2 separate regions of the Homo sapiens genome follow, and region 2 is linked to region 1. A link is an interaction called in ENCODE POLR2A ChIA-PET data of the cell type or tissue named here. Cell type or tissue: endothelial cell of umbilical vein. All regions are shown on one strand. Each heading gives the region's core, and the rest is flanking DNA. Links, peaks and the distances in the headings are about the cores only. Region 1 holds the start of TAMALIN (trafficking regulator and scaffold protein tamalin). Region 2 holds the start of ATG101 (autophagy related 101).

Region 1 (15,100 bases), core at 1-8,000:
GTTCAAGGTTATAGTGAGTTATGATTACGCCACTGCACTCTAGCCTGGGTGACAGACTGAGGCCCTGTCTCTTAAAAAAAAAAAAAGTTTCTAATTTTTTAAAAGGGAGTAACATCGGTTCCTCAGCACTGGGCCCATTTTGGGGCAGGATTGGCCTGATCCCCAATATCAAACAGACTTAATGGAATGTTGCTTCTTCCCTGGCTCCTGCCCATGCTGACTGCCAGGGTTGCTGGGAGGAATCAGAGCAGCAGCAGCATCATCCACCATTAATTAGGCCCTGGCAGTGTGCCCAGGGAATCCCCTTGCCGCACTGTGATGTTTGGATGCATTATTACCCTCATTTTGTAGATGGGGCTGTGCAAGATCACACAGTACATGGCAAATTTGCCTAGATCCAAAGCCCAGATTCTATCCATTCTTCTTTCTGGCCTTCTCAAAGAAGGAAAAGGAAGAGGAATTGATTTCAGGAGAGATTGCTCACCCCCTTTGCTTGGGAGTAAGGTCATATCCCCTTCCCAGACCTGGGTGTCCTGGGCTCAGGCCCCACCTGGTGTGAGCCCAGCCAGCTGGGCAGGGCTAGACTCATGAACTCGGCAGACAAAGGTCACCATTTCCACACGCTGCTCCTCCCGGTGGTGAAGGCCATAAGTCTGTAATGGACAAGGGGACCCTCAGCCCAGGGTTGGGACAAGTCCGTTCATCCCTCAGGCTGGTCATCCAACCCCCCTGACCCCTGTGTGCAGCTTCTCCCACCTGGATCTCAAAGCCGAAGGTCTGGTTATCCTCCTTCTCCAACGTCAGCACTTTCCTGCAAGAGACACAGGGGTCAAGACAATTAGGATTAAAAGGTGTAGAAGTCCCATAGCTTGGGCCTCCCTGGATATTGGCAACTGGTCTAGAACATTCCAGCAGGACTCTGTCTCCAGTGACAGCTCAGTCTCATCACAGATTATTGGAATGTCTTTCCCATACCCAATTGAAATCAGCCTCATGGAGCCACAGAGAACCAATCCAGCCTCTAGTGGTGGGAGGGAAGCACAGAGAAGGGCCGGTCCCCTGAAGGATGAGCCGGCTGAGTTTTTTAGCCCCATCCCAGCTTTCCAGTGAGCCCTACAGTACCACTTACTGACTAGCTAAGGCCCGAAATTCAGCCACAGCCTGGAGCCTCCTCTGTTCCACAGCTTTGGAGAGAGGACTGGCCCCACCCCCAGAGGCCAGTCACGAGGCTCAGCAAGACCACAGCTGCTCCTCCCAGCTATGCTGGGGCCAGCCCACCAGATGTGGGGGCTGGGGGAGGGGAGCCTCGAGGCCGCCCCTTCCCGCACTGAAGGCCTGCCCGCTGGACACAATGGTCTGGAGCTGCTCCAGATCCTCGCCTGCTGGGGGAGCCCAGAGTTTCCTCTGCCCACTCCCACCCCCTTCCTTCCCGCCCAGCCAGAGGCACAGTTAAAGCAGCCTCCAAAGGCCCCTTCAAGTAGCTCAGCCTCGGAAAGGCCCTGGAGACCAGGCTTCTCCGCTTCCAGCCTGACCCAGAGATTCCCCCAAATGCTGAGCAGCACCTCCCCACTCCAGCTCGAGCCCCTCTCACTCTGAACAGCAGGCCTTTCCCCTCTCTGTACTATTGGGGCAGGGAGCAGGGTGGCTGGGAGTTCCGCGTCTACCCCAATGTTCTAGGGTTTTTTGGAAGGGTCAGCAAACTTTTTCTGCAAAGGGCCAAATGGTAAATACTTTAGGCTTTCTTTGCAGGCCCCTTATGATCTCTGTCATATATTGTTATTTGTTTTTATTTTTACAACTCTTTAAAAATTATTAGCTCAAGGGCCAAACAGGCCAATCTGGCTAGCAGGTCAGTTTGCTGATCCATTTTAGAGAAAGTCAAGCCCAAATCAGGGATGGGACATGAGTAGAGAAGGGAAACTGTGGGGTCCCAGGGCCTGGAGTCAGCACCTACTTCTGCCCACGCTCAGATCCCTCCTAAGAGGGCTGCCACAGGCTGGGACCAGAAGAGGACTGACATTCTGGAGGCAGGGGCAGCCAGCCCCAAGCAGCTGGACACAGCCTGGCTAAGGTCTGGGCCCGTGGGGTTTGCCAAGGCTAGGAGGGCTCAGGGGAGCCCAGGAGGCCTGGGTTAGGACGTTCCCCATAGACTTTGCCTACACCCCCTCCCAACTCCCACATCCGTTCATCCAGATCTCCCCAGGGAGGGGTAACTGGCAGGGACTGGGGGTGTGTTGAAGAGCACCTAATGACTCAAAAGTCCCTACCTCCTTTCTCTGCCACCCCCTTCACACAGCCCTCACCCCCACCTGCCCTCACTCCCAGCGGGGGAGCCATGTTTAAAGGCTAGGAGAATGACTACCCTCGCTAGGCTGAGATGCTGTCCTGGCACCCCCCAACCCAGCACCTCACCCCTTTGGACCATGGCAGGGGCTGGGTGTTGGTGACTCACCGCTGCTGTTCAGGACTCTGGCTGAGATTCTTCCAGCGGAATCCTGAGCCCTGGGCAGTAAGATGGTCAGAAGGAGCAGGTAAGGCGGGACTGTCCTTGAGCAGACACTGAGAGGTTACCCTGGACACAGCGACCCACTTCCTGTCTGCCCCTTCCCAGCTCCACATCCACACCTGTTTTGGTGCTGGTGGAACTATTTGCCAAGTGCCACTACTGGCACCACTCCTCAACTTTCTCTACAGGCCTTACCTTCATACCTGGGACTGCAGGGACACAACCATCCTCCTGGGTTCCAGATCCATGAACCTCTAAGCCCTTGCTGGTTTCCACACTGGCAGCAGGTGGGGAGATCATTATTCTAAAATGGTCTCCACCCCTAGGGCCCATGTCTGTAGAGGCTCAGGCCATCCAGACTCCCAAAGCTGAGGCAGGGGCTCTTCCCCAGTGGGATTCAGAGGATAGGTGTCCCCTGGGCTCACCTATCAAGGTGCTCCGAGGACCTTCTGCCAGTTGGGTCTCTCCATCTAATTTCTCAGCTACAGACAGTGGCTTGGGAGGGCTGGGGTCAGGGACCCTGTCCCGAAGGGCTGGCAATCCCAGCCAGAATGTGGGGTCAGAGGTGCCAGGTCTCCTAAGGTACAGGCCGTTTCAAGGACCAGTTGTGGATCCCAGCTGCAGGTGACCAGCTGTGCCCAGCTATACCTGGGTCTCTCTCTCCATTGCCATATATTTTGTGCTTTCTGGGACAAAACATCTTAGATGTCAAACTTGTCAGCAAGTCTCACTAAAGGACCGAGACTGGGAGTTCTTTAGGGGTGGTGGTGGGGGGTGTGGAGGAAGGATGAGAGATGAAGGTTCCTGTCTCTTCAGGGTCCTTGATAAACTAAAGTAGTCTCTCACCCTCCCTAACTTTTTGGTCCTGGGAGGAGGTCCAGTCCCAGAGCAGCCCTTTTCTTTGGAGCCTGCACAGCCCAGGGCCTTTCTGTTCTGTGCCTTTGCTAACCCTCCCCCAAAGCTGCCCAAGGCAAGGAAGAGAAGGTTCAGAACCAGATTGGCCTCAGGGGTGGGGACAGTTCCCAAACGGCCAGGGAGGAAGGACTGGGCAGCACAGAGAGACCCCTTTGTCTTTCAACATGATTTTCATAAAATGCAAATTCTCAACAAGCTGTTCATTGTGTGGGGGCTAGCTGGGGGCCGGGGCGAAGGAGGGCGGCTGGGTGAGGAAAGGCCACCAGGCCCCTCTTCTTAACCTGGTGTTGTGTAGGTTCTGAGCCTCAGGTCTCCTGGGGCCAGAGGAAGAGGCTGGCAGAGGGGACTCAGAGGTGGGCGCGGCCCGCATCCTTCCTGCCCCGCGGGCGCCCTGCGACCCCTCCCACTGCGTCCGGTTCCGACAGAAGTCCAGGGAGCAGTGGCCCTCGCGCCCCGTACGTCAGACGTGGGGCCAGGCGGCAGGCCCCCAGCCCAGGAATCGGGGAGTCCCCTCGGAAGGGTGTGCTATCCGGAGTCAGCGGCTCCCCACGCACTTCCTCAGAGTGAGAACGCACGCGGCGCAGCCACCGGCCCGCTTCTCCCACCGGGGGCTCTCGGACCTTCAACTTGCCTGGGGCTGTCTCTGTCCCTCGGGCGAGGGGCTCCTGGGGACCCAGGACACCTGGCCACGGGGAGGCGGGGCATGGGGGGCAGAAAGCCAGATGGAGCGGGTAGGAGAAGGGGGGTGCTGGGAGGAGTCAAGGAGGGAGAGAGGGGGCGTGCATGGGGCGCGGAGTTAAGAGCCACCGAGCCTGGGCGCGGTGTGCAGGCGAGGGCCACGGCCTTCGCAGCAGCGGGGAACGCGGGGAGTCGAGGCACCCAGCGGGCCGGGGAAGAAGGTGGGGGACTCCGCGGACGCCGAGGAGAGGGCACTGCGGAGTCAGCAGGCCCTGTAGGGAGTCGGAGAGGGGCTGAGCAGATCCTGAAGGCGGGCGGGGGACGCACCTTTCGGCGGGGCAGGGTGCCCCCGGACACGGCGAGCGCGCGGTACAGCTCGGCAGGGTGATAGTCCTCCAGCGCCGCGTACAGCTCGTCCGCTGGGGGCCCAGGGGTGGCGGCTGCGGCAGGGGGTCCCGGGGTCGGGACCGGAGCGGCGGGCGCGACTTCCGAGTCGGGAGTCCGGGCGGCGGGGTCCGGGGTGGCCGCCGCCTCCTCCTTCTGCTGCAGCTTCCTGAGTCGGCGGAGGGTCATGGCTCCGGCGCCGGACGCCCCTCAGAGACGGCGCTGGCTCCCCTCGGCGGGGCTGGCGGCGGCTGGGGGATGCCAGCCGGGCGGGCCGCGGGTCGCCTCCCTTTATAGGCTCCGAGAGCGGGGCGGGGTTGGGGGCGGGCGGGGAGCTGCCTCGGGTGGCCTCGCCCCCAGCACGGAGGACCCTCCCCGCGAGGCGCCGCCGCCCTGGAGCCCCGCCCACGGCGCTCGACGGCCGGGGAAACTGCGGGAGCTGGGCGCTCAGTGGGGGAAAACGAGCCGCGGACGCGAAGGGGCGGGATGAGGCCCCCGGGGCGGGGCTCGGGGCTCGGGGCTGCGTGATACCTGGAGGGGTCTGTGAAGGGACATTGCGCAAGGTTTGAAATTTAGGGACGAATAGCTCTGGCGATTCATGGAGTGGGGCACGGTAAGAGGTCACTGTAAGAAGCCTGGGGAGTCGGGGAGGTAGGGAGAGTCACGGAGATCCAAGGGGCTGCAGGAGACTCCAGGGCAGGGAGAGCGGCAGCGGGGCTGCGCAGGAGTAGGGGTGGAGGCCCGATGGAGGAGGGAGGAGACTCCCTGAACTCACTGCGCAGAAGCCCCCAGGGAGGGAGAGGGCCCAGGATTTTCCCTTGACGCAGCTGCCCCAGAAGAGCTGAAAGAGGCTGCCCCCTGTTCGCACGTCTAGGAAGAAGGGAAGAGGTGGAAACCCTGAAAGCAGTAGGCTTAGTTCTGGCCTGTCCCCTCCAAGGGGCTTGAGTGATCCCTGCTGGCAACACCTTTCCTCAGCTCCTGATGCCGGGGTCAGATCCCCCTTCCCAGGAGACAGACGCTTACTGTGGACTTGACTCAGGAGGTTGGGATGAGCCCAGGCTGAGTGGGAGTTCAGGGCTGGGGGGATGGCCATGCTCAGCCGTTCTCTGACCCCATCTTAGGGACCATCCCCCAGGCTGTTACCATGGCTGCCAGGCGGTAGGAGAGGCGGGAATGGCCCAGCCGAAGTCTCTGTCGTCAGTGGTGCCCGAATAAGAAGTGAGAGGAGGAAGTGGAAGGCAGCGTCTGGTGTCTAAAGAGCGGCTAGCCACCACAGGGCGTCAGCAGCACAGGCTGGGGACTCCATGTCCCAACACCCATCGGCCAAGAAGCAGAGGCGGCAATGCGGTGCCCTTGTCTGTCCCCTCCCTCCTCCCCCAGTCTTCCCAAATCTGTTATGCCTTCACAGTTAACATTTATTGAGCACTTAGCATGTGCTATGCACACTGTTTGTTCTGTGTGTCCTTTTACATACATGCATTAACTCACTTGGTCTTCATAACAACCCTACGAAATAAGCACCATTATCCTCCCTTACAGATGAGGAAACTGAGGCCCAGAGAAGATAAGTAATTTGCCCTAAGTCACTCAGCGGCAGAGCTGAGATTCAAAGCCAGGCAGCCTGGTTCCAGAGCCTGCAATCTAACCACTCTGTGATGTTGTCCAACATTTAAGCCCTGCTGTGTGCCAGGTACTGGCTGGGCACTGGGGTTACAGAGGCTCTTGGCCTGGTAGGGAGTGGTACCTTGCACATGTGCTGTGTTAGACACGTGGCATAAGGAGCACAGAGGGGCAATGGCCACGTCCACCTGCGAGGCCAGGAAAGACTTTCTGCCTCCTGCCTGTCTCAGTTCTTGCGCCTGGCTCAGTCTTCTTCTCTAGTCTCCTTGACTCTGTGTTCTCCTCCCCACCCCCAGTCCTCTAGGCCCCCATCCCCTACAAGAGGTGTGGGTGGAAGAGGGTGCTTTTCCGCCCCTCAGTGATTGCACAAGTCCAGATGGCAGGATGCTTGTTGGGTGGGGGGCCGGGGTGGATTGAGGACTGCCAGGAGCTAAGAGGTAGCTCTCTTAGTGCCTTCTTCTCCCTCCTCCCACCTCCCGCCTTGGCACCACCAAGTGGCCATCAGCTGAGGGGCCGAGGGGGTGTCAGTGGGGAAACATGGGACTCTATTGTGAAGCATTAGCACAGATGGACCCCAGGACCGTCTGTTGCCTGCTCCTGACAGACAGCATCTGTGGGGGGTGGGAGGGGGAGACGCAAAGCGGAGAGGCAATGATGTATATTCCATTCATTCCATTGCTTATCCCCAAAGGGACCCAGCAAAAGGGCATCTTGCACAACCTCCTCTGTGAAGGAGCCACCCCAGCTATCACAGAGGGTTACCTAATGGACATGTCTCCTTGCCTGAAACCTGGAGAAGTGGATGCCACAGGTGTGGCACAGCCCCTGTGTCTAACAGCCTGTGGAGCCAGTCATCCTTCAGCTGACGTGGAGGCAGACTTCCCCAGTTTATGTAGGGCAGTCCACCTCCAGGCCTCCAAGTGAGTGAACACCACCAGAGGACTGAAATTCGCACCTTGTTTCCTCCTCTTGCTAGGCAGAAAGCCCTAGAGAACCCCAGAGTAAGGGTGGGCCCAGGAAATGCAATTTTTATCAAGTTCTTTGTGTGATTCCTTAAATCCTGGGATTTCAGAGCCAGAAATGGCCTTATGGTCTGGAAAGGATACCGTATGGTCCAAGCCCTCATTTAACAGAAGCAACTGAAGCCAGAGAGAGAAAGACAGAATCATAACAGGGACTAGAACCCACTAGAACCCAAGTCTCTTGACTCCAGAGACTGTTTAATTCAGCTGCTGGTAGCTCCCTGAGAGCTCAGAGATCCCTGCCTGCTTCCTCCTCCCAATTTCCCCAGTTTCTCCAAGGAGGGGCCCCTGGAGCCCAGGATGCCATACTGTGGAGTGGTTATGCCCTCTGGTGGCCATGAGTCTCGGGGGAAAATCTTCAAGCCAGGCGGAAAGGCTGGAAGACTCCACCTGGAATCCCAGCCCTGTTTCAGGATCCCCCACGGCTCCTCTTCCTCCCAAGAGGGCACAACTGGGATGCCAAGCTCCACTTTGGTCACTGAATTCTGGAATCTCACAGCTGTCAGTTAGGAAGTTTTTTGCATCAAAGCTGCTTCTGCTGCAGGTGAAATTCAGCAGGGAGAAGGCAGGCAGCTGGCGGGCTTTGTTGGTGCACTAACCTTCGCATGCCAGGCAGTATATATGAGGCCTCTAAAGCTTTGCCTTCAACTCTCCACAGCTTTCTCCTAAGCTTGAGTCTCTTGGCTAGCATCTGTTCTCATCCTATCCTCTGCAGCCCTTTAAAGCTTGGGCGGTGGGGGAAGCATTCTGCACACCACCTGCAGCTTCATACCAGGATACGTCCCCCTCCTCCTCCCTCCAGGAAGCCTCCCCACAAAACCTCCACCGCTCTGGCTCCTCAGACATCTGTACTCAATCTGTACCTTCTTCCCAAGCCAGCCTCTCTCAGAATGAGCTCTCAGGTTTCCCTCCCTCTGCTCTGCCTGCCCTGGCTCCTGACACTCGTGGCTGGCCTGGGGTGGGGGATTAGACAGTGGGGGCCCAGCTAAAGGACAAGGCCTAGGTAACACCCCTTCTCTTCAGGGCAACCCCTCGCCTGGCTATGTAACAGTCAGCAGCCCCCCATGGAGGAAATTGGGAGAGCTGAGTCTTCCACTGAGCAGCTTAAGCTCTAGGGTACCATGATGAAGTCAGAGCACTAGGGGCTAGTGCTGGCCCCTCTGGAGTCTGACCTAAGTCTCAGAGCTCTAACATGGGCCTTGTCCATCAGTGGGGCCCGGAACTGGCAGAGATGAATAGTTTACTGGGAGTTCCTCACTGGGTACTGTCACTGCTCCTAAGCTGGGGAGGTGGGGGGGAAGAGGGCCTGGGGCCCTGGCTCTCTGGTCTGTCAGGAATGAGGGGCTGGGCCCCCAGTTGCATGACATCACCTCTTGTGGGCGGTGGACAGCTGGTGGGCAGCTGACTGGGCGGGGAGTGGCTGTTTTTCTTCGTGGCTCCTACTGCGCGACCATTTCCATGGGACAGTGTCTGTGCATGTTCGGGGACCTAGAGAGAGAATCTAGCAGTATGGTTGATCTGGCACAGTCCAAAGATCTGATCCCAGGGGGTCTTGGAGTAGGATCAAGGTAGATGTTGCAGTTTATTTGCATTGAATGTTGGTGGTCTCTGGGTCTAGTCCTGTTCAAAGGCCAGGGACCATCTGGCCTCTTGGATGAAAATGGCAGGGCATCTCTGGCATGAACGGGTTAGAGTGGCAGAAGAAAGGAAGGTTAAGTCTCCAGGTTTCCTACAGCATCTGCACACAACTCCTAAGACACAGGGTATGTGTTATCTTACCCGGCCTCATTTCAGAACAGGTGCATATAGTGAAGAGAGAAAATGGCAGTTCTTAGGGCCCTAGACTGCCCACATCTCTTTCCGCTTGGCAAACACACTTGCTCTTTCATCCCTGGTTCCCTCCTAGGGGACAGTGTCGTGCACCAACCCCCTAACCCCCAAACACATATGCGGAACTGCCAGGCTAAGATTCTCTCTTTTACTCCAAACTGAAGTCAGCTTTCCTCTTTCCCTCACCATTCACATCTGATTATGCCCCAAACCTGAGTATTCTACCCACTGTTTCTCCTGCTGTTCTTCCCAGCTTCTTCCCTTTTTTTTTTTTTTTTTGAGACGGAGTTTCGCTCTTGTTGCCCAGGCTGGAGTGTAATGGCGCAATCTTGGCTCACTGCAACCTCCGCCTCCTGGGTTCAAGCGATTCTCCTGCCTCGGCCTCCCACGTAGCCAGGATTACAGGCACGTGCCACCACGCCCGGCTAATTTTGTATTTTTAGTTGAGACGAGGGTTCACCATGTTGGTCAGGCTGGTCTCGAACTCTTGACCTTGGGTGATCCGCCCGCCTCTGCCTCTGACAGTGCTGGGATTATAGGCATGAGCCACCACACCCGGCCCTTCCCAGCATGTCTTTCTTTTTTTTTTTTTTTTTTTTTTGAGACGGAGTCTCACTCTGTCGCCCAGGCTGGAGTGCAGTGGCGTGATCTTGGTTCACTGCAAGCTCCGCCTCCCAGGTTCAAGCGATTCTCCTGCCTCAGCCTCCCAAGTAGCTGGGATTATAGGCGTGTGCCATCACGTCTGGCAAAATTTTTTGTATTTTTAGTAGAGGTGAGGTTTCACTGTGTTAGCCAGGATGGTCTCGATCTCCTGACCTCGTGATCCACCCGTCTCGGCCTCCCAAAGTGCTGGGATTACAGGCATGAGCCACCGCGCCCCGCCCCTTCCCAGCTTTTCTTACTCTGCCACCAGTACAATTCCTTTCTAAAGTCAGCACTGTGATTTTCCCAAAACACAAGCAGGATCACATCACTCCCTTGCTTAAAACGCTCTACCATGGTCTGAATGATGGTGTCCCTCCAAAATTCCTATGTTGGAACCTAATACCCAATGTGATAGTATTGAGACATGGGATCTTTAGGGAGTGATTAGGTCACGAGGGCTCTGCCCTCATGGATGGAATTAATGCCCTTATAAAAGAGGCTTGAGGGAGCCTGTTTCCCCCTTGCACCATGTGAAGACACAGAAAGCGCCATCTAGGAGAACAGGCCCTCACCAGACACTGAACCTGTTGATCCCTCGATCTGGGACTTCCCAGCCTCGAGAACTGTGAGCATTACATTTATATTGTTTATAAATTACTCAATCCATATCACCCAATCCAAGGAACTTTTTAACTTTTTTTTTTTTTTTTTTTTTTTTTTTTGAGATTGTGTCTCACTCTGTCACCCAGGCTGGAGTGCACTGGCATGATCTTGGCTCACTGCAACCTCCACCTCCTGGGTTCAAGCAATTCTCCTGCCTCAGCCTCCTGAGTAACTGGGATTACAGGTGTGCACCACCATGCCTGGCTAATTTTTGTACTTTTAGCAGCAATGGGGTTTCGCCATGTTGGCCAGACTAGTCTCAAACTCCTGACCTCAAGTGATCCGCCCACCTCGGCCTCCCAAAGTGCTGGGATTACAGGCATGAGCCACCGTGTCCAGCCATCAATCTAAGGTACTTAGCAGCAGCAGCCAGAGCAGACCAAGACACCCTCCAACGGCCTATTCCCTACATCCACAATGACAAATGTGTTTTAACTTACAGGACAGTAAGCACGCTGTTGAGAAAAATGTGGAGACCAACTCAAGAGGACAAATTACTGATAGATTAGTACAGTCTGAGGTAGCTGTCACAGGGTAAGTGATGGCACCGGTGTTACCTATTGGCCATTTCTGGCCCCAGGATGAATTCCTGACCTTTCAGAACTCAGCACGGGAACAGCTCTAGCAGGCTCCCTCATCACACCCCCGCCATACTGAATATCTGTGGTTCTTGAATGGCAATTCTTTTTGACTAAAACCCCCTCCTCTCCTCAGTCAGCAGGCCGAAATTGATGTCCCTCTCTTGCCCCCAACCTCCTGTCTCTCTTATGTTCCCACAGTATTCTATCCCTATGGGAGTACTGATCTCCTTCCATCCTATCTTTTTACTCACCCATTCCACCAGGTAGGGAGCCGCTGTAGGGCAGGGATATGTCACTTCTTCCCCGGACACCTCATCTGTGGTCCCATGGTACTTTGCATACTGCTCTGTAATGGGATTTGCCCAAATCTGCCCTATTGTTGCCTGTACAAATCCTATCTGTCTAGATTATAAACTCCTTGAAGGGCAGGGACCATGGATTGTTTAGCTTTCTTTTCTTTTTCTTTTTTTTTTAAGACAGATTCTTCCTGTGTTGCCCAGGCTGGAGTGCAGTGATGAAATCTTGGCTCACTGCAACCTGCAACCTGCAACCTCTACCTCCCGGGTTCAAGTGATTCTCATGCCTCAGCCTCCTGAGTAACTGGGATTACAGGTGTGCGCCACCACACCTAATTTTTGTATTTTTAGTAGAGATGGGATTTCGCCATAGCTTTCTATTCTACCTACCACTCCATTCATTAAGGTTGCTCGAAAAATACTTATTTAAAGAGCCCAGGCTATCCAATTGTTCCTTAAACTGCCCTAAACCCCCATTAACCCCCCATTTTGGCTTCCAAGGAGAATTCTCAGAAGGACCCAGGGATATCTTCCATATTCCTTAAACCCCATCCTCTGACCAAGGAATCCCCAATAACTTTCAGGCCATAGTTGTCCAGTTGTTTCGTCATATGCTATTCCAGATGTTGCTGTGAAGGTATTTTAGACGTGGTTAACATTTAAATCAGTAGACTTTGAGTAAAGCATATTACCCCTCCATAATGTGGGTGGATTTCATCCAACCAATTGAAGGCCTTAAGAGAAAAGCCTGAGGTGTCCTGAGAAAGGATTCTGCCCCCAGGACTGCGACATCAATTCTTCCCTGGGTCTCTGAGCCTGCTACCCTGCCTTGCAGCCCACACAACCATGAGTCATCTCTCTTTCTAGTCTGTCTGTCCATCCATCCTATCGATTCTGTTTCTGTGGAGAACCCTGACTAGTAACACCGTTCCTGGCCTGACCCAGGGCTTCTCCTACTTCCCTCACCTGTGCTGTGCATTCCTCTTATGTTCCTGAGTCTCTTGAACTCCACCACTCGTCATTCTGGTTTGGTTGTGTTTAGCAAGCATGTTCTAAGGCCTGTAAAGGTCAGAAGACATATGGGCTGGGGGACAGAAATTTAAGCTATGTGAAACAATAACCCAAGCGATACAACATTCAAATGAAGTCAAGCCTCCTGTGTCAGAGGCCTTACTAAGATGAAACATTGTTGGCAACCTTCAAAGGCACAGGAAGAGGCACTAGAATGGTTGCCATTCTGATTTTCAAAATGGTAGAGTTGAGCCTGCAATCATAGCCTAGTGAATTTTAGGTCCATGCCTGGCAAGATGACTGACTATTCACAGGATGGCCTGTAAGGGGCCTTCATGTGAACCAGGCCGAGATTCACTACCAACCACTCTGTCTTTCTTTCCAATGAACAGGTAGATAGATCAAAGAGAGCCACAATGATACTTTAGCAAAGTACTTGGGCTTCTTCTGCTATCTCTGTCCATCTAAAAATTATGGGCCAGGTGAAGTGGTTCATGACTGTAACCCCAGCACCTTGGGAGGCCGAGGAGGAGGTATTCCCTGAAGCCAATAGTTCAAAACCAGCCTGGGCATCAAAGGGAGATCCTGTCTCTATTTAAAATAATAAATAGTCTGGGAGCAGTGGCTCACACCTGTAATCCCAACACTTTGGGAGGCCGAGGTGGGCAGATCACCTGAGGTCAGGAGTTCGAGACCTGCCTGGCCAACATGGTGAAACCCCGTCTCTACTAAAAATACAAAAATTAGCTGGGTGTGGTGGCGGGCGCCTGTAATCTCGGCTACTTGGGAGGCTGAGGCAGGAGAATCGCTTGAACCCTGGAGGTTGCAGTGAGCCAAGATCGCGCCACTGCACTCCAGCCAGGGCAACAGAGACTCTGTCTCAATAAATAAATAAACAAAAAATAAAAAATAAAAAATTATGGCCAGGACACAAGGACAATTTAATTAGCAGCTGATTAGATTATTGGGATAGATGCCAAACTTAAAGCGAACTTTTAGGAGTAAGTTACTTCATTTTCTCAGCCCAGCAGAGTCTCAGACAGGGAAACTCAGAACAATGGAAAACTCTGGGTAATAATCAGGATTTAAAAGTAGCGACAGGCTGGCGCAGTGGGCATGGTCTACAGTGAAGTTTAATAGAGTAAAACTATAAGGTCCTGTACTTGAGTTCAAAACACCAACTTCCCTTATACAAGCAGGAGAGGGTAGCTGGATTTTACTCAATCAAGAGATGAGATGCAGTCCTGGGATGTGATCTGTGGCATCAAGCACACAGTCTGTGGGGTTCTTGTTCTAGTCTGTGATGTCTGCTGATACCTGGGTGGAACGTTATGTACACATCCTTTGTGGCCCCAGACTCTAGCTGGGTTCAGAAGAGAGCGGCCAGCCTGGGTGAGGAACATGGAACCAGAGCAGGATAGTGCAGTGGGGGAAGGGCTGTGCTCTGCAGTCAACATCCCGGACCCAAGGTCTTTTCCACCAGTGAGCTACGTGATCTTGGGCAACTTATTTGACTTCTCCAATCCTCTGTTTCCTAATCCATAAAGAGAAGATAATGATGCCCATCTCATATGGTTGCTCTGAGGATTAAAACAGTTAATATACGTAAAGCAAATTTTGGCACATTGCTTAGCACGAAGTGAGTTTTCAATAAGTATTCACTAATATTAACTGAAGAAACTCGGAGCTTTGCCAGAAGATTCATGACGGCTGCCTGTAAATATTTTAAGGGATCTTATAAGGGAAGACAGAATAACTGCTTAGAAAACCCTGTGGAAGTCTCATGGAAGTTGCCCAGCTCTACAGAAGGAAGGGTTTTCCACTGAGCCACGGAGCCTACAGATGGAGCTGTGGTCCAGCATTAGCAGGAGGCCACACAAGCACCTGACAGGGACATCGCAGGGAAGTCGAGTGCCTGACAGTGAACTAGGGGATCTTGTGGGTCTCATCTAAACTGGAGACTATGATTCTAGGACTTGTTATTTTAGATTCCCTCAGCCCAGAGAGGGAGGACATTCACACCCACCACACGCTGAGAATACCAGAGGAGTAACCACTGAAGACTTCCTCCTCAAAGTCACCTAAGCATCCCAGAATTCACAATTTCACTTCAGCTTAGGAGGAGCGCTCATGCCTCTAAGACATGAGAGAGTGTGACTAACTAGGAACATGACCCTCTTTTGTAAACAGGAAAAAACGTGAGAAGACAAATTCAGACAAAGCCCAAGAAAAGGATGCTTTGTGTCTTCTGTCCCTTGCATGCCAGACCCGCCCTCTAGGAACACAAAGCAACAGTCTCAGGAAGACCCAGGATGTTGGGAACAGCATTCCTCTTGCTGGGGTCTGCTACAGCTGGTGTGAGCACGAGACCCTGACCTTAGAACATCCACCCCATTCCCAACTCCCCTGACAAAAGCTGGGTGGCCGTACTACGTATGTGGGACAGATGGCACCAGAGCAGCTCTGTGAATAAAACTTTTAATAATGTACAGCAGAAATTGGACAGGCTCATTCTTATATTAAAACAAAAGATTTCCTATATTACAATTTATTTACATTTGCATACTGAAGAGGTAAAGTGTCTAAGTGGCTATTTTACAGTCCTTTCTAATAAAATGTACAAAAACAAACAGAAGTACCGAGAATGCCGTTCGGGGGCCTTTATGGCGACGTAAGAACGGGCTTGGACTTGGTCTGTGAATCCAGAATCCAGAGGTGCAGGTAGCACTATGGATCAGGGTTAGCCTCGGGGGGCCAAAAACACGGCTTCAGTTTCTCCCCAACTCTCACTTAGTGTTAAGAGTGGCAGAGGTGGGTGTGGGAGCTTCCCAAAGACCTGCTCCATCTTCCCCAGAGGTGGAAGAGTTGGACTGTGTGTGGGGTAAGGGCAGAAGGGCCAACTGGGGAGTGGGCTAGTGGCTTGGGAGTGGACGTGTGTTGGCAGATCCC
Region 2 (14,145 bases), core at 1-8,000, 62 kb before region 1:
TCACAGTCAACATCCTGGGTGCCCACGGTGCCAATGGAGTAGGTGCCCTCCTTCTTGTAGTGGAACTTGCCTGTGCTGCGGTGCAGAAGCACCGTGTGCAGCACAGCCAGCATGGCCTCCTCCACCTGCCGCCCCTCCACCGACACCTCCAGCACCTCCGAGCGACAGTTCATCCTGCACCCAGTAACCCACACCAAGGTGTGGAACTAGGATAAAGACAGGGGATCTTCACCCTACCCAAGGGCCACCCTGCAAAAGGAGCCCAGGTCAGAATGCTGACAAGAATAGTCCACGTGTTATCTGTTCACTTCCTTCTAGGCTCAGCTCAGCCTCTGCCTCCACTGGCCCTTCTCTGCATTTTGGCAGCACACACTATCAACGAATCATCAAGTCTCAGGATCAGAAAGTGCAAGAGCTTCAAAGTTATCAGTCCAAATGACAGGCTGGGATTCCATTTTACAGCCTTCAATGTAGTTTACAGCAGATGCTCACTGTGCAACATTTGTCAGGTACTAGACATCAAAGGCAAGCACGGCCCCTGCCCTCAGGCTGACAGGATGAAGAAAAAGCACGCAACTAAACATTATCACCACGGAGAGAGTACAGGGTGGGAGTAAGAAGTACAGAAAGATTGGAGTCTGATTTCCTGGGACCTTGAATGAACAGGTTAAGGCATTTGGACTCTGTCCTAAAAGCAGCGAAGAGTCAATGCATCACTAAGCCAAGATCAAATCTGTGCATCAAAAAAGTACCTCTAGGCCGGGTGTGGTGGCTCACATTAATCCCAGCAACTTGGGAGGCCGAGGCAAATCACTTGAGCTCAAAAGTTCAAGACCAGCCTGGGAAACATGATAAAACCCCATCTCTACCAAAAATATAAAAAATTAGCTGGGCCTGGTGGCAGGCGCCTGTAGTCCCAGTTACTTGAGGGGCTGAGGCAGGAGGATAACTTAAATGTGGGAGGCTGAGGCTGCAGTGAGCTGAGATCATGCCACTGTGCTCCAGCCTGAGTGACAAAGCGAGACCCTGTCTCAAAAAAAACAAAAATACAAAGTAATAAAATAAATTTAAAAAAAAAAAGACAAGTACCTTTGGCTAAAGGGCAAAGAATGGCTCTAAACCGTATTGGGGTCACAAACTGCTCTGAGAAGTGAATGAAGCCATGAAGACTGGGCTTTAAAAACATGACTCTCACACACACACATATACCAAATCTCACCTATTTCTAGAGACACCCACATCCACAGACTCCAGGGTAAAAACTTGTGGATTTAAGGCACAAAGGCTGGGCACGGAAGTCAGTTAAAGACCACTACAGTAGATGTAGTTACAGAAGCAGCATAATCAGGTGTGGGCGGTTTTTCATGTCCTACAGTCCTGGGTTTGAATCCCACCTCATCTACATCTTGCTCTATGACCTTAAGCGAATCACTCAACCTCTCTGAACTTCTTATCTGTAAATGGGGATAGTAGTGAGAATTAAGGTAACACATGTAAAATACAGTAGAATAGTGGTTGAAAACGATGACTTGAAAGCCAGACAACCTGGAATGGAACCCCAGCTCTGCCACTTGCTCCATGCTCATGATCTTGGGCAAGCTGCTTAACACCTATCTGCCACATATACAAAAGAGATAATAATGGCTACCTTGAAAGGGTTGAGGGCTGAATGAGCTAGCATGTATAAAACACTTAAATAAGTACCTGACAAATGGTAAATATCCACTAAGTATTAGCTGCTATAATTCATTATTACATTGTTACTGCCAAGAGATGATGCAAGGCTATAACACAGCAGTGGTAGAGAGAGTAGGAAGGAGAGAACAAGAGACTTGAGAACTAGAACATAATAACTAAATACATGCCCAGAGGGAGAGGGAGCTTCAAGTTCCTTATAACTCAGAGTATTCAGCTTGCAAACCTCCCCTGACTGGGAATTCACTAGCTCTCACAACAACCAGTCAATGTTCAGGAAGTTCTATTCAGTTATTCTGATTTATTTATTTATTTTATTTATGAAATGGGGTCTCACTCCATCACCCAGGCTGCAATACAGTGACACAATCTCTACTCACTGCAACTTCTGCCTCCCAGGCTCCCATCCCAGCCTCCCAAGCAGCTGGGAACACAGGCGAACACCACCACACCTGGCTAATTTTTTGTATTTTTGGTAAAGAAAGGGTTTTGCCATGTTACCCAGGCTGGTCTCGAACTCCTGAGCTCAAGAGATCCACCCGCCTCGGCCTCCCAAAGTGCTGGGATTACCGCACCCAGTCCAGTTATTCTTTCTGCTGAAGAATCTGTCTCTTAGTGCTTCAAACCACTTTTAGTTTTAGTTTTGGTACCCAAAGCCACACAAAATAAGTCTCACCTCTTTTCCACAAGTGAGTTTTTATTTAGGGGCAGCTATTCCACCACCCCCTCACCCCTTCTACAGGCTGAAGGTCCCCAGTCCTCAAAAACATGTCTGTTCCACATCACATCTTATCTGCATGGAATCCTAGCAGCTCTCCTCTAAGTATATTTCACTCATCTGGTTGACAGATGGTGAATATAAAAAGTATATTTCAGTTTGTGTCTGCCCCTTTTAAACTGTTGCTCAGCACAGGATACAGGGCAACGGTCTGTGGACCGCACAGAGATCAGGCCAGCTCTGCCTCTCAGCTGGCGATCAGCTCGCGTCTACCTGTACTATCAAGCACCATCACGTTTTGTTTTTGTCTCTACCACTAGGCAAACAATTCCTATATTCTGCTTATAGGGCAGAGACTATATTCCATTCATCACTATAATGGTAATTCCTAGTACCTTCTACAAAACAACTGCTCAATTGAGCCCAACCCAGGAATTCCAGGTTCTTCCAGGGGTTGCTGGATTAGTTTCTCCTACATGCTTGGATCAAGAAGGAGAAGGGCTCTCTTGCTCGTTTTGCCCTCCAGTTTTACTCCATCCAGCAGTTTTCTTCCCATCTAGAGACTCCCGGCTCTGGTCCGGCTCCCTTTCTTCCACGACTTCTCCCTCTTGTGTCCCCCGCAATCGTTCACACAAGCCACACATCTCACTTGTGCCCCAAGCCTGGGCTCCTCCCTCATTCTACGTGCTATTTTAGGATCCACTCCTCCAAGAAGTCAGTCCTGACCAACCCCATTCTCCTTCCCACAGCTGCCACATTTGGTCTGTGAAAACCTTGTTGTCCCCTGCCCCACACAGTGAGCAGTGAGCAAGCAGGGCCCACCAGAGTAGGGTCTGGAAAGTCTCGTCCCTCTTGTCCCCCCGAGTGGCAGAGGCTAACAGCCGCCTTCTCAAGCCTGGCTGGAGCACAGGGTGCGCCCATTCCCACCTTGAGTGTAGAGTTTGGAGCACGGATTCCTCAAGCTCGGCTCATGCCCTTCCTCCTCCTCCTCACGCCCTGGTGCGACCTCCGCAGGTACGCTTCAACCTCCGCACGGCGCTGAGCCACAAGAGACCAGCTAAAAGCAAAACCAGAAAACTTACTTGGCTCCATATCAAGAGACTCGGGACGGACGCAGGAAGGAATTCCCGCCCGGGTCCCGTATCCCCCGCCGCCACTACGCGCGAACCTCCACAGTCCACGTAACCAGGGAGGAACGGACTCCTCGGGTGTCTCGGGGGCGGCGCCCCGCGCCCAGGCTGGCTGGACTCGGAAGCTGGAGGAGCGCCCGCGTTCCACTGCCCCGGGGGATGCCCACGCCGGCACAGGAGAGGGGGCACACGGTTAAAACAGCTCCCACCTCCCCCAACCACAGTCCACGACCAGCCTCTCAGATGCCACCACTCTCCCGGCAGGCTCCAGACCACCTGGGTCGGAGGCTGAGCCGGGACCGGAAGCCGCACCGCCCCCCGCGCGCCGGGAAGCTCACCAGATCCCACGGCCCCGGAGGGGGCACCTGCCCAGCTCGCCGGGCCCCCGCACGCATGTAGCCGCCCACAACATCCGCGTAGTCACAGAAGCACACGCAGATAGTCATGCGTTGCTCTCTGATCTGGGGGCTGCTCCTTTCGTGGTTATGTCTCGGATTTTAAGAGTTGATGGTGATGAAGATCCCCCTCATGTGGACGAGTCCATTCAGCCCACCACCGAGAACGCTGTGGTGTTTCGGCCCGTACAACTCACTTCCGCCATAGAGACTGGAGGGAAGGAGGAGCCCTACGGGCTCTCGGCCGCCTCCCTAGGCCGAGCGGAGTCATCGGCGGCGAGCCTGGCCGGGAGACGCTGACGCGGTGCCCAACTCAGTCCGGACTGAGAGGTCTGGAAGGAACACTGATCACCGCAAGATGAGGGGCGTACCCCGTAGAGAGAGGTCCTGGAGATGAGCCCACACCGCTGTACTGCAGGACGCCCAGTGGATGGCAAAACTTGAGTTTGTTGAATGTGCGTAACAGACGGGATCCCTGGCCCTCCACCCACACAGATGCTGGAGAAAGGGGCTTCATCTCTCAGTGTTGCCTTTATGCAGCAGCACTACTTGATACCCCATGGTGACCAATCTGGTGACAGTCCTTCGGAGGCTAGTAATTCGGCCATTGCTTCTCTGCGTGACCCTCAACATCACTCATCCTTTCTGATGCTCTCTATAAACAGGTGGCTGTTGTGAGGATCACAGGAGATAACTCATATGAAAGATTTCTGTGACCTGTAAAGTCTAATATGAATACAAGTGTATTTTTAGTGCTGTGTAACTTCCTGGAGCGCATTTGGTTCTCCATGTAGATTGTAAGCCCAGAGCAGACAGGGCTTCGAGAGCTCGGTTAATGCACCCACCTCCAATAGGAGGCAGTATTTTTTTTTTTTTTTTTTTTTTTTTTTTTTTTGAGACGGCGTCTCGCTCTGTCGCCCAGGCTGGAGTGCAGTGGCGCTATCTCGGCTCACTGCAAGCTCCGCCTCCTGGGTTCACGTCATTCTCCTGCCTCAGCCTCCCGAGTAGCTGGGACTACAGGCGCCCACCACCACGCCCGGCTAATTTTTTTTGTATTTTTTTTAGTAGAGACGGGTTTTCACCGTGTTAGCCAGGATGGTCTCGATATCCTGACCTCGTGATCTGCCCGCCTCGGCCTCCCAAAGTGCTGGGATTACAGGCGTGAGCCACCGCGACCGGCCAGGAGGCATTCTTAAGGTGTTAGCTGGGGATTACCATGCTCATTTTCTGGCCCATTGGGGTGCCTCACGCCTGTGATCCCAACATTTTGGAAGGCTTAGGACAGAGCATCACCTGGGGCCGGGGGTTCAAGACCAGCCTGGTCGACATAGTGAGACTCCCATCTTTAAAATAAAAATTAAAAATTTAGCTGGGCGTGTTGGTGTACCCCTGTAGTCCCAGCTACTTCAGAGGCTGAGGTGGAGGATCACCTGAGCCCAGGAGGTTGAAGCTGCAGTGAGCTATAATCACGCCACTGCATTGCAGGCTGAATGACAAAACAAGATCCTGTCTCAAAAAGAAAAAAAAAAAAAAGTCGGGTGTGATGGCTCATGCCTGTAATCCCGGTACTTTGGGAGGTCGAGGCTGATGGATCACTCGAGGTCAGGAGTTTGAGACCAGCCTGGCCAATATGGTGAAACCTCATCTCTACCAAAAATACAAAAAAAAAAAAAAAGCCAGGTGTGGTGTCAGGCACCTGTAATCCCAGCTACTTGGGAGGCTGAGGCAGAAGAATTGCTTGAACCTGGGAGGTGGAGGTTGCAATGAGCTGAGACTGCACCACGGCACTCCAGCCTGGGCAACGGAGAGAAACCCTGTCTCAAAAAAAAAAAAAAAGCTGATTTTTCTAACACATGCTTTTATTTCCCAAAACGATAATAGATAACATTTATTAGGTGGAATGGAAAGGTCATGATTTTAAATACCATATATGTGTACATATAAATTTAAACCTGATACTAATCAATCCTGCAATATAGATAAGAAATTGGGCCGGGCATGGTGGCTCACGCCTGTAATCCCAGCACTTTGGGAGGCCGAGGCAGGTGGATCATTTGAGGTCATGAGTTCGAGACCAGCCTAACCAACATGGTGAAACCCTGTCTCTACTAAAAATACAAAAAAAAAAAAAATAGCCAAGCTTGGTGGCACACACCTGTAATGCCAGCTACTCCGGAGGCTGAGTCAGGAGAATCGCTTGAACCGGGGAGGCAGAGGTTGCAGTGAGCAGAGATCACACCACTGCACTCCAGCCTGGTGAAAGAGCGAGACTCCGTCTCAAAAAAAAAAAAAGAAAAAGAAAGTGACTGGGGAGAGGTTAAGTAAGTGGCCCAAGGTCATTCAGTAAATAACAGAGCCTTGAGTTCAAATCGAAAGCTCTTTGCCACTATGGGAGCTCTCTTTCTGGCTGGCTTCTTCAGCCAACTCTCTCCTATGTACCACCACTCTCCAATACACCCCCACCCACCAGTGGTGTCCTGATAAATGCTTCACACCTGCTCTCTGGTAAGGGAAATGCCTTGATTTGTAGCATTTGCCCATTTCCTATCATAGGTGATTTCAAACTACAAGACATCAATGAATGCAGAGTCCAGAACGGATGGATGATTGCATCTTGATCGTCAAGGTTAAAATCAGCCCTTGAGGGCCAGTGCCAGCTGGCTCCAGCACACCACTGTCACCACCTCACCCTTAGGCTTCCCCCTCCCATTCAGTTCTTCGAAACCTGGCTGCACAAGCTCCTCCTCAGGCTGGCCTTTCCACCATCATCTGCTCCCTATCCTCTTCCCTTCCTCCCCACAGTTCTGCCCTTTTTCAGCCCTTGCCTCTTATCCCAGGTGTGGGTGCCTCTCCTGGGAGAAAGAGAAAGCTGCCTGCCCTACACACCAGCGACCTCTTCGGGAGGCTGCACAAAACCAGACGGCAATCAGGAGGAAATATTGAGAGGGAAGGGTCTGTAAGAAGCTGAGAGAGGGACCAAGGGAGGTTGGAACCAGTCCTGGAGTGGAGGAGGTGCCAGAGCCCATCCCCAGAGACTGCCAGTGAGTAAGGGAAGTGACTGATCTCTCTGGCCATCCACACACTCCAACTCAGCCCTTTGCGACCACTAGCCTGACATCATCATCATCATCATCATCATCACTACTACCAATCATTGAACCTTGCTAGGTACAATGCCAGCACTCATAGGCCCTATTGTGCTGATTTTTCCAACTACCTTTCAAGGTAGATACAGTCCACCTCCCCGACACTCCACTCTCTGATTTACTTGATATTATAACTGAAGCCCAGTCATACATAGTGATGCATAGTGGTTTCCTGTGATGCTTAATTTTACGTGTCAGCTTGACTGGGACACAGGGTACCTAGACAGTTGGTTAAGTATGATTCTGGGCTTGTCTGTGGGGTGTTCTGATGAGCCTAACATTGGAATTGGCAGACAGTGAAGCCGATTTCCCTTCCCGGTGTGGAGGGGCTTCATCCAATCAGTTGAAAGCCTAGTAGAACCAACAGGTTGACCCTTCAGTGAGTAAGGGGAACTCCTGCCTGACTGTCTTAGAACTGGGACATTAGTATTTTCCTGCTTTCAGGTTCCAACTGCCTTCAGATAACTGCTTCTCCTAGGTCTCAAGACTGCAATGACACCATCAGCTTTCCTGACTTCAGATCTTAGGACTTGTCAGCCAGCTCCTTATAATAAATCCCTCTCGGCCGGGTGTGGTGGCTCACACCTGTAATCCCAACACTTTGGGGGGCCAAGGCAGGCAGATCACCTGAGGTCGGGAGTTCGAGACCAGCCTGACCAATATGGAGAAACCCCATCTCTACTAAAAATACAAAACTAGCCAGGTGTGGTGGCGCATGCCTGTAATCCCAGCTACTCAGGAGGCTGAGGCAGGAGAATTACTTGAACCCGGGAGGCGGCGATTGTGGTGAGCTGAGATCTCGCCATTGCACTCCAGCCTAGGCAACAAGAGCGAAACTCCATCTCAATCAATCAATCAATCAATCCCTCTCTTTCTGCCGCCACATATGTATGGGGGAGAAACTCTCTCTCTACATTATGTGTGTCTATGTCCTACTGCTTCTGTTTCTCTGGAGAACCCTGACTAGTACACGTCCAAGGCCATGCAGCTGCTCTTTCCTCCTTCCACCAGTGTTTTCACCCACTTATGTCCCTACTCCGGCACTCACCTTTCCATGGAGCCTTGCCTACTGGACTGGGGAACATAAGGAAGGCTGAGTCCTCTCACCTCTTTATCTCACATGCTGACCCACACTTGCCTCTTCCTACCTCCCTGAATTCTTACAGGGAAATTCTCACTGCAACCCTGGGTCTCAGCCCCTCTGGTAGTCCCATCAGGGAGGGGAGGGAGTGGTTAAAAAACTGGGATTGTGTGGGATGAATTATCTCATTCTATGCCCCTACCTCTGATGATCAAGACGTAATCGTCTATTCATTCATTCATGCCACACGTGGAACTGTCCACATGCCAGGCCCTTGTAATACCTTGTGATGCCAAGGGGGACAAGTCACAGTTCTAGCCCTCTGGGAGCTCAGAGTCTTCAGAGGAGGTGGACCAGGAGATACCTGTGGGTAAGAAAACCCAACAAGTGGTATGAAAGAAATGGCAGCAGGTTTTGTGGGGACCCAAGAGGGCCAGGATGGAGAGATGCTGGTTACCTGGAATAAAAAGTGACACATTCAGGCTGGATGCGGTGACTCACACTTGTAATCCCAGCAATTTGGGAGGTCGAGGCGTTGGATCACCTGAGGTCAGGAGTTCGAGACCAGCCTGGCCAACATGGTGAAACCCCATCTCTACTAAAAATACAAAAAGTAGCTGGGCCTGCTGGCACGTGCCTGTAATCCCAGCGACTCAGGAGGCTGAGGCAGGAGAATGGCTTGAAACTGGGAGGTGGAGGTTGCAGTGAGCCAAGATCATACCACTGCAGTCCAGCCTGGGCAACAGAGAAAGACTCTGTCTCAAAAAACAAAAAACAAACAAATAAAAAACAGAAAGCAACACATTCAGAGTGAAGAGGAGTCCCAAGCCCTGCTCTCAGCAAGTTGGGAAGTGACCAGGCACCAGGAGAAAACGAGGACAGCTTGAGAGAGCACCAAGCAGCAACCTAGGGAGATGGCAGGGAAGGGGGTTGATTCCAGGAGGAAGTGGGAATTATTCTAGGAAAGCTCCCTGGAGAAGAGGGAAGAAAAAAAACAGGGGGCGGGGGCAGAGAGTAGAAACTGAGGGTTCTGGGGGTGAGAGAGGCAAGGATAAGAGAGAGCAGATTTTCAGCCCGAGCCCAGAGCCACAGCTGCCAAGCAGACAGGCGACTGGCTCAGACTCTCCGAGCCATGCCTGCAGCAGAGGCCTGTGGGGAGACCTTGAAGGCCAACCCAAGACCTTGGGAGTAGGCAGCTGGCTTCGCCTGGTGAATGTGGCCTCAAATGGCCCCAACTCATCCTGGTGTGTGCCCAGGGGAGAGCTGAGCCCCAAAGCTGCCCCTGCAAGCCACCCCAGCTGCTCCAGCGCTGACCCCAGTGGCGTCACAGGGAGTGACTCAAGCCCCAGCAACAACAATGAGTGGGACTGACGTCAGGCCAGGGCTCCTGATGGTGGCCAGGCTGGCTGGAAAGCCAGCACCCTGCCTGCTGACCCTCCAGCCTGGGCAGGCTGAGGGGGTGAGGAGGACCAGCTGTCCCTCTCTGACATCTGCCCCCTGGACCGTGGGCAGGGGCTCTTCCACCTCCCACCCTTTCTGGGATGTCACTTCCAGCCCCCACCCTCCCTGACGGGGAAAATGTCTGGGCGGATGAAAGAGTGGCAGAGAGCGTGAGAAAGGGGCACCTCCCAGCCCCAACCTGCCAACCTCACCAGGCAGCCCGGAGACTAGGACCAAGCCGGGAGCAGCTTGTGTGCTGTCTGTTCTCCTGAGGACCCAGGGATCTGTCCATGTTGGGGAAGTGTTTTGTGGCTTTTTTCTCTTTTTTTCTTTTTTTCTTTTTTTTCCAGAAAGGTCTGTGTTTGGCCAAGTTGGGGTAGAAGCCGGGCTTTATTTCTGTGCCTCCGTCCCTCGGGGGTGCGGGACTGTCTCTCCTTGCTGCAAGATCTATTCCTTTGGCAGGCCGTTCTGAGCATCTGTCGTTCTTTAAGGAAGAGGATTCTGGGCGACTGTGCTTGCAAACGGTTAGGGGGCTGTTTATCTGCCCCAGATAAGGCAGTCTCTATATCTGCCACTGGGGAGCTGTTTTTCTGTCCCTGCTTTCTTGCGGGGCAGGGGCCATCTCTATCTGTCCTTGTGGTATCCCAGCTACCTGGGGCCCTGGGGTGGAGTCCAGGTTTCCTGCTTGGCTATGCCAAGGCTGGGCTCCCTGATTGGAGGCCTCTTTCCTCTGATGTTCTCCAGGCTAGGAGTGCAGCAACAGTCAGCACCCTGCCCGCCTGGCTTGCAGCTGGGCACTGCTCCCTGCTAACGCAGCATGTACCAGGACAGGCCCCCCCGCACTCCCCTCCCTGTCCCAGCTGCCACCCCCAGCCCCTGCGGCCACGCCAGGCCTGATTTATGGTCCTGAGTTGGGGCTGGACAGTGCCAGCGCCTGGGTCAGACCTTGAGGAGACCTCAAGTGGCACCCTTGGTCTGGCAGGGTCAGGGCCCAGGAGGAGACGACGGGGAGCCAGGGTGCTGGGGAGGATGAACACAGCAGGGGCCCAGGAGTGGCCGGCAGGAGGTGGAAGCCAAGGCCAGGGCCTCCAGGGGCCCATAGGCTTCCCGCCGGCTCCAAGTCCAGCTGGGGACCTGGAAATGTGCCTCCTGCCTTCAGAAGGTCTCTGGCTTGTGTGGGAAAGGAGATATTGGAGAGTGAAAAGGGCTTTTCCTCTGCTTTGCACTGACTCCTTCCTGTACCCACCATCAGAGGCTGGAGGTTTCAAAGTCCCACTGGCCAGCCTAGGCCAAACCAGACAGTCTCCCATCCTGGGGCCCAGGAAGAGGCCTGAGAGCCTGAAGCTGGAGCAGGGATGGAGGCAGAGGTTTGGGGCAGAGACTGCAGCCCAGAGCTGAGCACTGGCTGCCCCGGGGAAGACAGAGCAGCTGCTCCCTGAGCTATGAGGCTGCAAGGCCAGGCCCCTGAAGGGCTGGGTGCCAGATAGACACCCAGGGCTCACCCCTTCAACCTCATCCTCTGAGGAGGCCCAATGGCCCTGGGGCTCTGCTGCACTCAGGGACTTGTGAGAGAGGGGCTGGGGCTCGTCCAGATGTCCAAGCTAAAACTCTCTTAGGATCCCAGGCCCAGCTCACACAAGGCCACCCAGCACTGCCTCACCAGGGCACAACTCTGACGTGCCTGGCACAACTGCCTCATGGCTGCAAAAGGATGTCACTGCTGACTGTCCAGGGACCACACAGTGGCCACCTGCCTCTGACAAGTCTCTCTCAGGCTGCCCTCTGCAGCAGCGGAGCTGCTGCCACACAGCTGAGCATGCTGGGTGCTCAGAGCAGGCCATGTGGACAGGACACCCCATTATAGCACGGTCTCCCATGACCTTCAGGTGCTTCTCACATCCTGGAGGCTGACCCTTGCCACACCCCTCCATAACCAAGACCAGGTGGCTGGAGCCCAGGTGTGGGGCAGCTTCCTCCACACTGGCCTCAGGGAAGGGCTACAGGCAGAGACCCCCGGAGTACAGAGCTCTCCCTCAGTCCCTAGACCTCAAAGCCACCCCTCCCCAGTCACAGTGGCACCTCAGGGCTGGGGAGGGGGCCAGGGGCCTCTGGGCACTGGGCCCAGCGTGGGTGGGGTGGGGGAGACAGAGAGGCAGGCTTCCTGGGTCTCCGCGTGAGGACAAACAGCAGACTTTGAGGCCTTGGAAAATCCCGCCTGGGATTCCAGGCCCTGCCGGCGTCACTGCCTTTTGACTATTGTCCCCGTCGGAAATGGGCCCAGCCCCCGGCCAGCCTGGACAGAGCAGCCATTGTGAGGCCCCATCAGGCTCAATGCCCCCTTGTTTGCCCTCCCATCCCATAGCAAGAGTTGGAGGCCAGTTCTTCCAGTTGCTGAGTGGAAAGAAAGGGCCTGCCTCCGGGCTCCAGCCCTTGGGCGGGGCAGGGTGGGGCAGGGTGGGGCTGGAGGAACTAGCCCCCCACCCCGTACCCTAATTGCCAGGGTCCTGAAAAGGAACCACCATCAATGGAGCTTCTTATTTTTGAGGCCCTGGGCAGGGAGACCTAGTGGTTAAGTAGCCAGATGCACCCAGCTCAGCTACTCACAAGCCAGGTGACCTTGGGAAAGTCATATCCTTTCTCTGAAATGAATTCTCCTCTTTTGTAAAAACAAAAGCTAATATTTATTGGGTGTTTGCTGTGTGCCAGGCACTGTGAAAAACACTTTGTATGTATTCACTCCTATAATCTTTATAGTAACTTCATAAAATAGATTCGTTTTCTTATTTCTAGGTGAAGACACTGAGGCACAGAAAGATTAACAAACTTGCCCCAAATCACACAGCTAGTAAGAGCTGGAGCCCAGATGTAAACCCAGGCCTCGGGCTCCAGGGTCCTTGCTTTCACCACTCTCCCATGGTGCCCCTGTGAGGTGGGAATAGCCAGGCTGTCTTCATGGGATGGCAGCTAGGGCTGGAAATCACAAGCGTCTGATGAAAAGAATCTGCCAGCGTGAACCCTAATACCCGCCAGCCTCATCCATAGATATAGAGATGCTCCCTCGGCCCCACTCCACTCCCAGCCCTGGCCCCTCCCTGAGCATCTGAGCAGCCCTCTTGCCTTCCCCAGTGCCTGTCCTGTCCTCACGTCTGTCTGTGCTAAAGGCAGGGAGCTGGAGGTGAGTGACACAAAGGAAAAGGACTCGGTCCAGCCAGCTGGCGGGAGATTTCCCAGCAAGCTCTGCTCCTAACCAGCCTCACCTCCCCACTGAACAGATGGGAAACTGAGGCTCGGTGAGGAGGAGGGACTTCTCAGAGAGCAGCATGGAGTTGGAGGCAAACAGAAGCCCACCTACTGATGGCCCCATGTCGTCAGGCGCGGGTGCAGCTGACAAAGCCTCGCTCAGGGGTCTGGGGCTGGGTGGGCGATGCCAGGGATACATGTTTGGAAGTCCACAGCACTGCTGGGAGCATGTCCCAGGGTCGGGACCGTGGTCTCCCTACCCCAGCCTCACTCGGACCTTCAGCAGGCCTGAGGCTGGACTGTGCTCCCAGAACCTGAGTGAGGGTATGTGGATGGGGGCTCCCTGCAAGCTGTGGCTGGAGCACCAGGGAAGGCCCCTGCTTCCCCCCATCCACAGCTGAGAGCCCTATTCTGTCGGGCCCCATCCAGTAGGAGCTGCCCCTCAGCCAGCCACTTCCCAGGAGCCATGGAGGTGGAGACTTGGGGGGTCCTGGGCCAAGGGCTGTGAGGAACACGTGTGAGGGCACTGCCTTCAGGCCTCCTGCTGGGTCCTAGAGAAGCAAACAGTGAGGCTGGGTGAGCACCGAGCACAGGAAGGTGCCAGACCCTGCATGATGACCAACTCCCATGGGCCTCAGGTTAGGTCCATCCACATGTTTCTCAGAAGGGTGGCCCCAGGCCACCTGCATCACAAGCACCTGGGTACTTGCTAGAACTGAAGGTTTGGGGCCCCCTCACCTCCCCAGATCTGAGTCTCTGGGGGTAGATCCCAGGAATCTGCATTTTAAGCCAGCTGACTAAACAACTGACGAGCCTAGGGGGTTGGAGGGCCTACGTGGGGACACGGGCACAGGTAGGGACTTCAGTACAATCTTCTTGCCGAGAAGGTGAGGGCCGCCAGATCCCTGGATCTTCTTGCTGGGGTGGCAGGAGAGTGGGGAGGAATGTTGAGAATGGGGATGTTAAAACCCTGAATGTAACAGCTACTACCAATTTGGGCTTACTTAAACCCAGCCCATGCTAAGCATTACACACACACTCCTCTGACCGTAAAAGCTCTGTGAGGCTGGGTCTATTCTTGTTTTATGGATGTGGAAATCAAGAATCAGAGAATATATGTCCAGTTTAGGAAACATGACAACCCTGAGATCTGCGGCTAAGTCTATTGCTAGGGCCCTGCAGTGACCCCTGGGCTAGTCAGCCACTGCAGACCCCAGCAATGAGCCAGGCACAGCTAGCCAGGCACAGCTAATGCAGGCTTCCCACGTGTTAGAAATTAGTCTAAGTGCTTTGCATAACA

What was found. ChIA-PET counts read pairs that join two places held together with the same protein. Peaks named below come from ENCODE experiments on the same cell type or tissue, not always from the same donor. Only the 100,000 strongest peaks of a DNase experiment are listed, where the experiment ranks them.
Region 2: POLR2A ChIA-PET joins it to region 1 with 10 read pairs; 14 of 35 experiments call an interaction of 5 or more read pairs at or near these places.

The regions. Positions count from the first base shown.
Region 1 is chr12:51,996,592-52,011,691 of GRCh38, reverse strand. TAMALIN (trafficking regulator and scaffold protein tamalin) reads right to left here and starts at 4,746. Exons shown (of 8, transcript NM_181711.4): 1 at 4,427-4,746; 2 at 2,453-2,502; 3 at 757-811; 4 at 551-653. The coding sequence starts at 4,672. TAMALIN-AS1 (TAMALIN antisense RNA 1) reads left to right here and starts at 4,037. Exons shown (of 1, transcript NR_146770.1): 1 at 4,037-5,442. ACVR1B (activin A receptor type 1B) reads right to left here. Exons shown (of 9, transcript NM_004302.5): 9 at 14,614-15,100. RefSeq lists enhancers at 93-745, 746-1,399, 1,400-2,053, 2,054-2,707, 3,318-4,003 and 2 more and a silencer at 4,776-4,925. In endothelial cell of umbilical vein, for the core only: a CTCF peak has its summit at 7,458 (motif pointing left); DNase peaks (open chromatin) are centred at 1,321, 4,041, 4,821, 7,441 and 2 weaker places; H3K4me3 peaks cover 4,239 bases; H3K27ac peaks cover 3,823 bases.
Region 2 is chr12:52,059,679-52,073,823 of GRCh38, reverse strand. ATG101 (autophagy related 101) reads right to left here and starts at 3,846. Exons shown (of 4, transcript NM_021934.5): 1 at 3,582-3,846; 2 at 3,341-3,470; 3 at 1-249. The coding sequence starts at 173. RefSeq lists enhancers at 3,498-4,213, 4,091-4,380. In endothelial cell of umbilical vein, for the core only: a CTCF peak has its summit at 4,189; a DNase peak (open chromatin) is centred at 4,143; H3K4me3 peaks cover 1,720 bases; H3K27ac peaks cover 2,082 bases.